Linked DNA regions of Homo sapiens: region 2 is linked to region 1. A link is an interaction called in ENCODE POLR2A ChIA-PET data of the cell type or tissue named here. Cell type or tissue: MCF 10A. All regions are shown on one strand.

Evidence for each region. ChIA-PET counts read pairs that join two places held together with the same protein. Peaks named below come from ENCODE experiments on the same cell type or tissue, not always from the same donor. Only the 100,000 strongest peaks of a DNase experiment are listed, where the experiment ranks them.
Region 2: POLR2A ChIA-PET joins it to region 1 with 6 read pairs; 2 of 35 experiments call an interaction of 5 or more read pairs at or near these places.

The regions. Positions count from the first base shown.
Region 1 is chr12:120,046,847-120,050,846 of GRCh38, forward strand. All of the region lies in intron 2 of BICDL1 (BICD family like cargo adaptor 1), which reads left to right. LOC124903114 (small nucleolar RNA U13) reads left to right here and starts at 1,584; the gene lies at 1,584-1,682. In MCF 10A, no CTCF peak of the experiment used is centred here; no DNase peak of the experiment used is centred here.
Region 2 is chr12:120,246,710-120,250,709 of GRCh38, forward strand. All of the region lies in intron 1 of PXN (paxillin), which reads right to left. It also overlaps the pseudogene RPS20P31. Among named protein-coding and RNA genes, the nearest start is that of PXN, 17 kb to the right of the region's middle. RefSeq lists an enhancer at 3,836-3,885. In MCF 10A, no CTCF peak of the experiment used is centred here; DNase peaks (open chromatin) are centred at 1,052 and 2,042.

The DNA of each region.
Region 1 (4,000 bases):
CCTCATAGAACATTTAAAAATAAAATTAAAAGATCTGTTCTGACTTCTGAAATGTTAGTAACCAGCAGTAGGGATCTGACATTGAATAATAGTCCTCTTCCAGAAACAAAAGCAGTATTAACATTTGTCCTTTTTTCTTTTTCAATTAAAGCTGGTGCTGCTGGAGTTGCTGGTCTTTGATGCTGAGGGATTACGTTTCTGATAGTTACCGAAAGGATAATAACAAAACTTTTATTGTGCTCTAATTTAGACATTAGTTCAAATGAAACAAAATTAAACATGCCCCTATCTAGTGGATGTATACCTTCTAAATGGCACATAGTGGCTTTTATACATGCCTTCTATAAACAGTATGACCAGGAAAGCATTGACTTTATCAGGCATTCCCTCACAATTGTTAGGGCCATCAGACCTTCCTCATTCCAGGGGATGAGTTTTTGTCATCCCTGGAAATCATCCAATATCTGACTATTTGTTTTTGACTTAAAAAGGGGTAATGAAATGGAAAGAAACTGAAATGGGAGTCAGAAGCTAACAAGTTCTGTGATCCTGGGCAGGAACCTTCATGCAAATTGTATCTTTACGGGCCTAACTTTGTTGACCCATGCCTCAATTTCATCACCTGCAAAATTAGGGTTTTGAACCAGATTATCTCTGAAGTTTCAACTCTCAAACTGCATGTTTTCCTTTGAGCTAAAGCCAATATTCTATTTGGAATTTTCACTTTATCATAAATAATTATAGCTATAGTGTATTACATATTTAACCTGTGCTAAACATTTCATATATATTATTGCATTTTAATGCTAGCATAACTTGAAAGGTAGTTTTTTTTTAATCACCATCTTTCAGATGAGGAAACTGAGGTAGAGAGTGGTTAGATAATTTTTGAAGGTCATACAGCTATGTACTTTGTTTATTCTTCCCTTAAGATAATTACTGTATTTTTGCCTTATTTGTGTACTTCTCAAGTCACCTGCCAGTTTATACAAATATTTATTCTGTGCTTTATATTGGCTGCTTCATAAGGGTTCATCTCATCTTCAGCTACTTAAGAATGAAGATTGTGTCTTATAGTTTATATCTCTCATAGGGACATGAAACTTTGTATATTTCCAAAATGGAAGGTCTTTTAAAAATAAAATAAAAAAAACAAGCAAATGACTCCTTTCCTCCCTCAATCTTTCTAAGCTTACACTTTCTGAAATTTGTTATGATTATTATATCACTCTCCCCAGCCTCATTATTACTGAAATTCCTGATCTTTGTTTGATGTTATCAACACAGTTTTTTTTCTTTCACCTTTCTCCCTAGATGTTGATGTCTTATGAATTTACCTTTTTTTTTTTAAGAGGGAGAGGTCTCACTGTGTCGCTCAGGCTGGAGTACAGAAGCTATTTGCAGGCACGATCATAGCTTGCTGTAGCCTTGAACTCTTAGGCTTTATTTCTCCTGATTGTTAAGATAATACAACCTCCATATTTGCAAACATCTGGATTCTGCTAAGCTTAAGTTTTGTTTTAGTTTCTTCTCCTTTAGCCTTTCACTGTCAAGTGCATTGCTGTTAAAATTACAGGTCCTTGATCTTTTTGTAGTTCATAAACATGATGATTGGGCTTTCACACTTGTTTGAGGTGTGTCTTCCTCAAACCTTATAGTGTCAGCACATTGCCTGTCTGATGTGGGAAAAAAAAATTACAGGTTCTTGTTTCCTGTGATTTGCTTTTCCATTTTTTCCCTATCTCATTTGGTTACCTATCCCTTACTCACTCTGTGACCAAGGCATCTCCTCTGGGCCTCAGTTTCCTCATCTGTGTAATGAAGGAGTTCACTTAACTGATTTTCTTTTATTTTGGCAAGGTCCAGCTCTGACATCCTTGAAATCTAAGATGGTACCAGATCTGCCTTCTCTGTTTCATCCCCAGTACCTAGGATAAATCTAGCCACACAGAAAGGCTTATTAAACTTTTGTTGACATTTTTTTTTAATTTGGGGTCTGTGTGTCTACTCTAGTTTCTTGGAGATTTTTTTCTTATTTTCATTCTGTAGTTACCTACTGTACCTTTAAACTTTTATTTCTCAAGGACAGTTTGTTTCAGCCTTGAAAGATCCTTCATTCAGTTCAGTTCAGGCATTTCTTGGCCAGGTACTGGACTAGCTACTGGGAATGCAAAAATGAATTAGATGCTGTCACTGTCCTTAAAAAGCTTCAAATGAGGTGAAGGACTCATAAGAAGATAACTCATAAAATGTAATATGTCCTCTGCTAGAGTTTGTGCCTGGGGTGCTCTGAGAACGCAAAGGAGGGTCCCTCTGGAATGCCAAGGAGCACAGAAAGCTTCTGGGAAGAGATGATGCTATAGCTAAGTCTAGAAAGACAGAGTTAGTCCTGTGAAAAATAGGGAAGAAGCATGCCTAGGGAAAGAACAAGGATAAAGGGGACAGAGTTACAGGAGATAGAAGGTTGGCAGGTGACTGGCCTTGGAAGGCTTTTTGTGCCTGTTTGTAATAGGGAAGTACTAAAAGATTTCAGCAAGAAAATGTCTTTTCATATTACATTTTTATATGTGTCTTTTTATTTTAAAGAGATCTGCTAACATGGGCCGTATTTGTGGTCGTTAGGGGAACCAAGTGTTTTCTCTGGAAAGGTTGTCTTTTATCTTCTTTTTCAGATTATCTTAGTCTGGCGCTCTGCAGTTTCTTTATGATATATCTAGGTGTGGATTTCGTTTTATTTCTTCTGCTTTGTTTTCATTGGGCATCTTGAGTTTGTGAATTGGTGTCTTTCATTGTTAGGAGATTATCAGCCATTATCTCATCAAGTATTGCCTCGGTCCCATTCACTCTGTCCTTTCTGGAACTGCAGTTTAAACATATGGGGACTATACTAACGTAGTGCTTCTATTTTCCATCTTTATCTCTGTATTGTAGTGTAGATAATTCCTTCTGACTAGTCTTCCAATTTGGTAATTTTCTCTTCAGTTGTCACATGTGTTCTTAAACTCTGTCCATTAGGTTAAGAAGAAACTGGAAAGCTTTTTATTCCTCCAAAGTAGGTTATGCCATTTTACACTCCCACCAACAGTGTGTGGGAATTCCAGTTGTTGACATTCCCAGTATTTTGTGTTGTTGTTCCTTTTAATTGTAGCCTTCTTATGAGTATGTAGTGGTATCTCATTGTGGTTTTAATTTACATTTCCCTGGTCACTAATGATGGGGAGCACTTCTTCATGTGCCTATTGGCCATTCATTTATTTTTGTCTTTGAAGTATCTGTTCGAATGTTTTGCTCATTTAAAAAATTACGCGTCTTTTTATTGAGTTAGAGGTTTTTATATATTCTGAATACAAGTCAGATATATGTGTTATAAACATTTTCTCCCAGTCTGAGCTTTATAGATCTATTCTCTTTTTTTTTTTTCTTTTTTTTTCTTTTTTTGAGATGGAGTCTCACTCTGTCGCCCAGGCTGGAGTGCAGTGGCGTGATCTCGGCTCACTGCAAGCTACACCTCCTGGGTTCACGCCATTCTCCTGCCTCAGCCTCCCAAGTAGTTGGGACTACAGGTGCCCGCCACCACGCCCAGCTAATTTTTTTGTGTTTTTAGTAGAGACAGGGTTTCACCGTGTTAGCCAGGATGGTCTCGATCTCCTGACCTCGTGATCCACCTGCCTCAGCCTCCCAAAGTGCTGGGATTACAGGCGTGAGCCACCACGCCTGGCCTAGATCTGTTTTCTTAATGATGTCTTCTAATGCTTAGAAGTCTTTAATTTTGATACTACCCATTGGGTTTTGTGACATTTTTTGTTTTTGCTTGAGACAGAGTCTTACTCTGTTGCCCAGGCTGGAATGCAGTGGCACGATCTTGGCTCACTGCAACCTCTGCCTCCCAGGTTCAAGCAATTCTCATGCCTCAGCCTCCCAAGTAGCTGGGATTAACAGTTGTGTGCCACGCACAGCTAATTTTTATTAGAGACAGAATTCTTCAGTGTTGCCTTGGCTA
Region 2 (4,000 bases), 200 kb after region 1:
CTAGGCATGGTGGTGCGTGCCTGTAGTCTCAGCTACTCAGGAGGCTGAGGCAGGAGAATCACTTGAACCCGGGAGGCAGAGGTTGCAGTGAGCCAGGATTGCGCCACTGCACTCCAGCCTGGGCAATAGAGTGAGAATCTGTCTTAAAAAAAAAAAAAAAAAGAAAAATGTAGCCGGGCATGTTAGCATATGCCTGTAATTCCAGCTACTCGAGAGGCTAAGGCAGGAGGATCACTTGAGCCTAGGAGTTTGACACTGTAGTAAGCCATGACTGTACCACTGCACTTCAGCCTGGGTGACAGCAAGACCCTGTCTCTATAAAAAAAAATTTTAAAAAAAAGAAGGCTAGAAAAGAAGAAAGAATAAACAGATGGCACAAATGGAAAATGAATGGCAACATGATAGACTTCAGTCTAACCACATTGATAATTACTTTAAAATCTAAAAGGTTTATATACTCCAATTAAAAGGCAGAGATTTTCAGCCTGGGTAGAAATGCAGTATTTAATACATGCTATCTACAAGAAACATACTTTACATATAAAGACACAGATAGATTCAGTATAAAGCAATGGAGAAAGATATACCATGCAAACACTAATATCAAGGAAGGCAGAGTGGCCCTTTGAGGGAGCCAGCTGGCAGCTGCCACTAAACTCTGGTGTGCCCTCGCCTGCTCCTGAGTTGCCACTGTTTGCCCTCACCCCAGAACAAGTCAGCTAGGAAGCCACACCACAGCTATGGCTTTCAAAGCCATCCGTGGAACTAGAGGTGGCAATTTATTAAATCAGAATTACCCTAGCCTGCCGCAACATCAAATCTCTGGAGAAGGTGTGTGCTGACTTGATCAGAGGTGCAAAGGAAAAGAATCTCAAAGTGAAGGATCAGTTCAGATGCCTATCAAGACTCTGAGAATCACTATAAGAAAAACGCCTCGTGATGAAGGTTCTAGGACAAGGGATCGTTTCCAGATGAGAATCCGCAAGTGACTCACTGACCTGGATGGTCCTCCCGAGATTGCTAAGCAGATTACGTCCATCTGTACTGAGCTGAGATTCAAGGTTAAAGTCACCACTGCAGATGTTTCAAGCAACTATTTTATTAACAGAATAGCAGTTGTTTAAAAGAAAAAAAGAAAGAAAGTTGAAGTGCTTCTGTTAATATCAGGCAAGGCAGACTTCCAGACAGGAATATTACCAGAGGTAAAGAGGGACATTTCATAATGATGAGTCAATTCATCATGAAGACATAATCATCCTAAATGTACACCCACTCAACAACAGAGCTCTAAAGTAGATAAAGCAAAAATGGACAAAATTGAAAAGAAAAAGTGACAAATCCACAATCCTAGTTGGAAACTGGAGACTTTGACTCTCCAGTTGAGAAAGCTCAATAATTGAGAAAAAACTCTTCCAAAGGAAGCCAGTGGAAGATATAAGCAAATAACCCAAGAGAGGTGAAGAGCAGGAGGACAGAGGGCTGCCAGACTGCTGGTCTGGGGAACATGAGGGACCCCAGCCTTTGCTCACGGTAGAAGAGGGGGCTGGAGGATGGCCACAGAGCAGGAAATGCTCCCTCCTCTGTCCACAGCCCCTAGACCTTCCCCAGAGGGAAGCACGCCAGCTCACACCACACTTCTCCTGGGGTCATTTTCAGTCCCTGATAACCCTGGATAGGGGTCAGTGTTCAACAGCCCCCACTGCCCTCAGCAGACACCTGGTTGACTATGTTTCCTCAATTACTGCACCCCCAAGCACACCATATACAATCCACAGATGACTTTCACACACACACACACACACACACACACACACACACACACACACACACACCAGACTGTCCCCTCTCTTCCCTCCTCCCCAGTGGCACCGCGTGGCATCACCCTCATTGGCGAGCAGGAATCAGAACAGAGTCTACAATGTCAGCAAAGGGCTGTATGCGACAGTCACTGAATCCAATCCCAGCTCCACCACTAATCAGCAACTAACCTCGGGCAAGTTGCTCACCTCTCTGTGCTTCAGTGTCGTCAGCTAGAATACCTACTTCAGAGGGCTGTTGTGAGGAAATGATAAGGGAACGTAAGGGAGGTATTTAGAACAGTGGCTGCCACAGAGTGAGTAACACTATATTAATGCTGGCAGTTATGGCCAGGTGCAGTGGTTCACGTCTGTAATCCCAAAACTTTGGGAGGCTGAGGCGGGTGGATCACCTGAGGTCAGGAGTTTGAGACCAGCCTGGCCAACATGGTGAAACTCCATCTCTACTAAAAATACAAAACTTAGTCAGATATGGTGTTGGGCACCTGTGATCCCAGATACGTGGGAGGCTGAGGCACGAGAATCGCTTGAACCTGGGAAGCAGAGGTTGCAGTGAGCCAAGATTGCACCACTGCACTCCAGCCTGGGCGACAGAGCAAGACTCTGTCTCAAAATAAATAAATAAATAAATAATAAAATAAAAATCCACAAAACCCCTTTTGTAATTGTGGTCTTAGATGGAAGCTCAATATATAAACAGAGAAAAGTAAGCAGCTCTGACTGAAGAAGATGACGGCCACAAACTCCCAAGCATAGGAGGAAATGACATCCTAAGGTTCCTTCCAGCTCTGGAAGCACCAGAGGACTCTAAGAAAGAATGGATCAGTCCAGAAGCACAGAGGGGGAGTGCAGACTGATAATACCCAACAGGCCATTAGGAGGGAAAATCTCAGACAGTCGAAGCAGGGAGAAGAGGAAGGACAGAGCCCAAGCCAGTGGTGCCCAAAGGAGCTGCTACCAGCAATGCCCTCAATTGCCAGTGATCAGCCAATCAAGCATCCCCCAGGATGGTGACACCCCAGCCCCCATGCTTTGGCCAAAGTCAGGCAGATAACAGCTGTCTCCTGGTCACTGTTCCTGCTGCTCTAGAGGCACAAACAGGATGTTTAGAAGCAGATGACCACAAGTGACCACAGGAAGCCATGACAACCGCCTCCAGGTAACGATCTTCTTCCCCAGCTTCTTTCCGGCTTGGCTGCCTCCAAAGACCAGACAAAAAGACTTCAAGTGCCAACTTCCAAAGAGAGAGAAGGGGGAGGAGTTCTTGGAAAGTTCAGGACACAGCAGAAGAGGCCATTTGAGGTGGTGAGGCAGGGAAGAAATGAGACCACCCAGCTATCCCAACAGCTACCTCACCTCAAAGACGCATTGTGCCTGATGAAGCTAAGCAGGGGTGAAGAAACTGCACATCCACTGCTTGGGACAGAGGACCTTCCAAGACAGGCAGCATGTGACCAGGCAGGCTCAGGAGGGCTGCCAAGTCGTGTCTCTGAGGAGTGACTGCAGTGTTCCAGGCATCACGACCACTCCTCCACACCCACCCCAGAGGAGCCCATCCCACTCAGCTGTCCCAGAGCACATCAGTGATGAGAAACTGCCTTAGCCGGCCAGCCGAGCCAGGAGTACACAGGGGAAATGGCAAATCCAGAGGAAACCAAGTGCAGGCCATTGGACACTCCCATTTCCACCTAAGGAAGAGGAATGTTCCTGGAAACAGAGGGGGCAAAGCTCGGCCAGGACTCTCTGAGCCACTTCAAACCTCCAACAGAGCCCAGGGTGGGTCCCACAGATCAACTACCCCTAAAGGGGTACAGTCACTGGGCCAGCTTCATGACACAGCTGTGTCCACTCAGTGTACAACCACCAAGTTCACAGTCCAGAAAACCAACTCTCCTTTTTTCTACTGCTACTAGGAGCCTCAGGGGCCAGACCACCCCATGAGGCTTTCTGGATGCCTAGAGTGCTAGGAGAAGCCCAGGGCTGATCTGGGAGTGGATCTCAGCACAGCTCCCTGTGGCAGCTCTCACTAATATTAGTGTTAGATGAGCGATTAGTATAAACCAAGCCACCAAGCCACCTCCTCCCCCACCACTTCCTCATGAAAGCCACCAAAGAGGCTCAGGGGAAATTAAAAGTCATATAACCAAAACCCAACTTAACACCACCAGCCCAAGGGTGTGGCC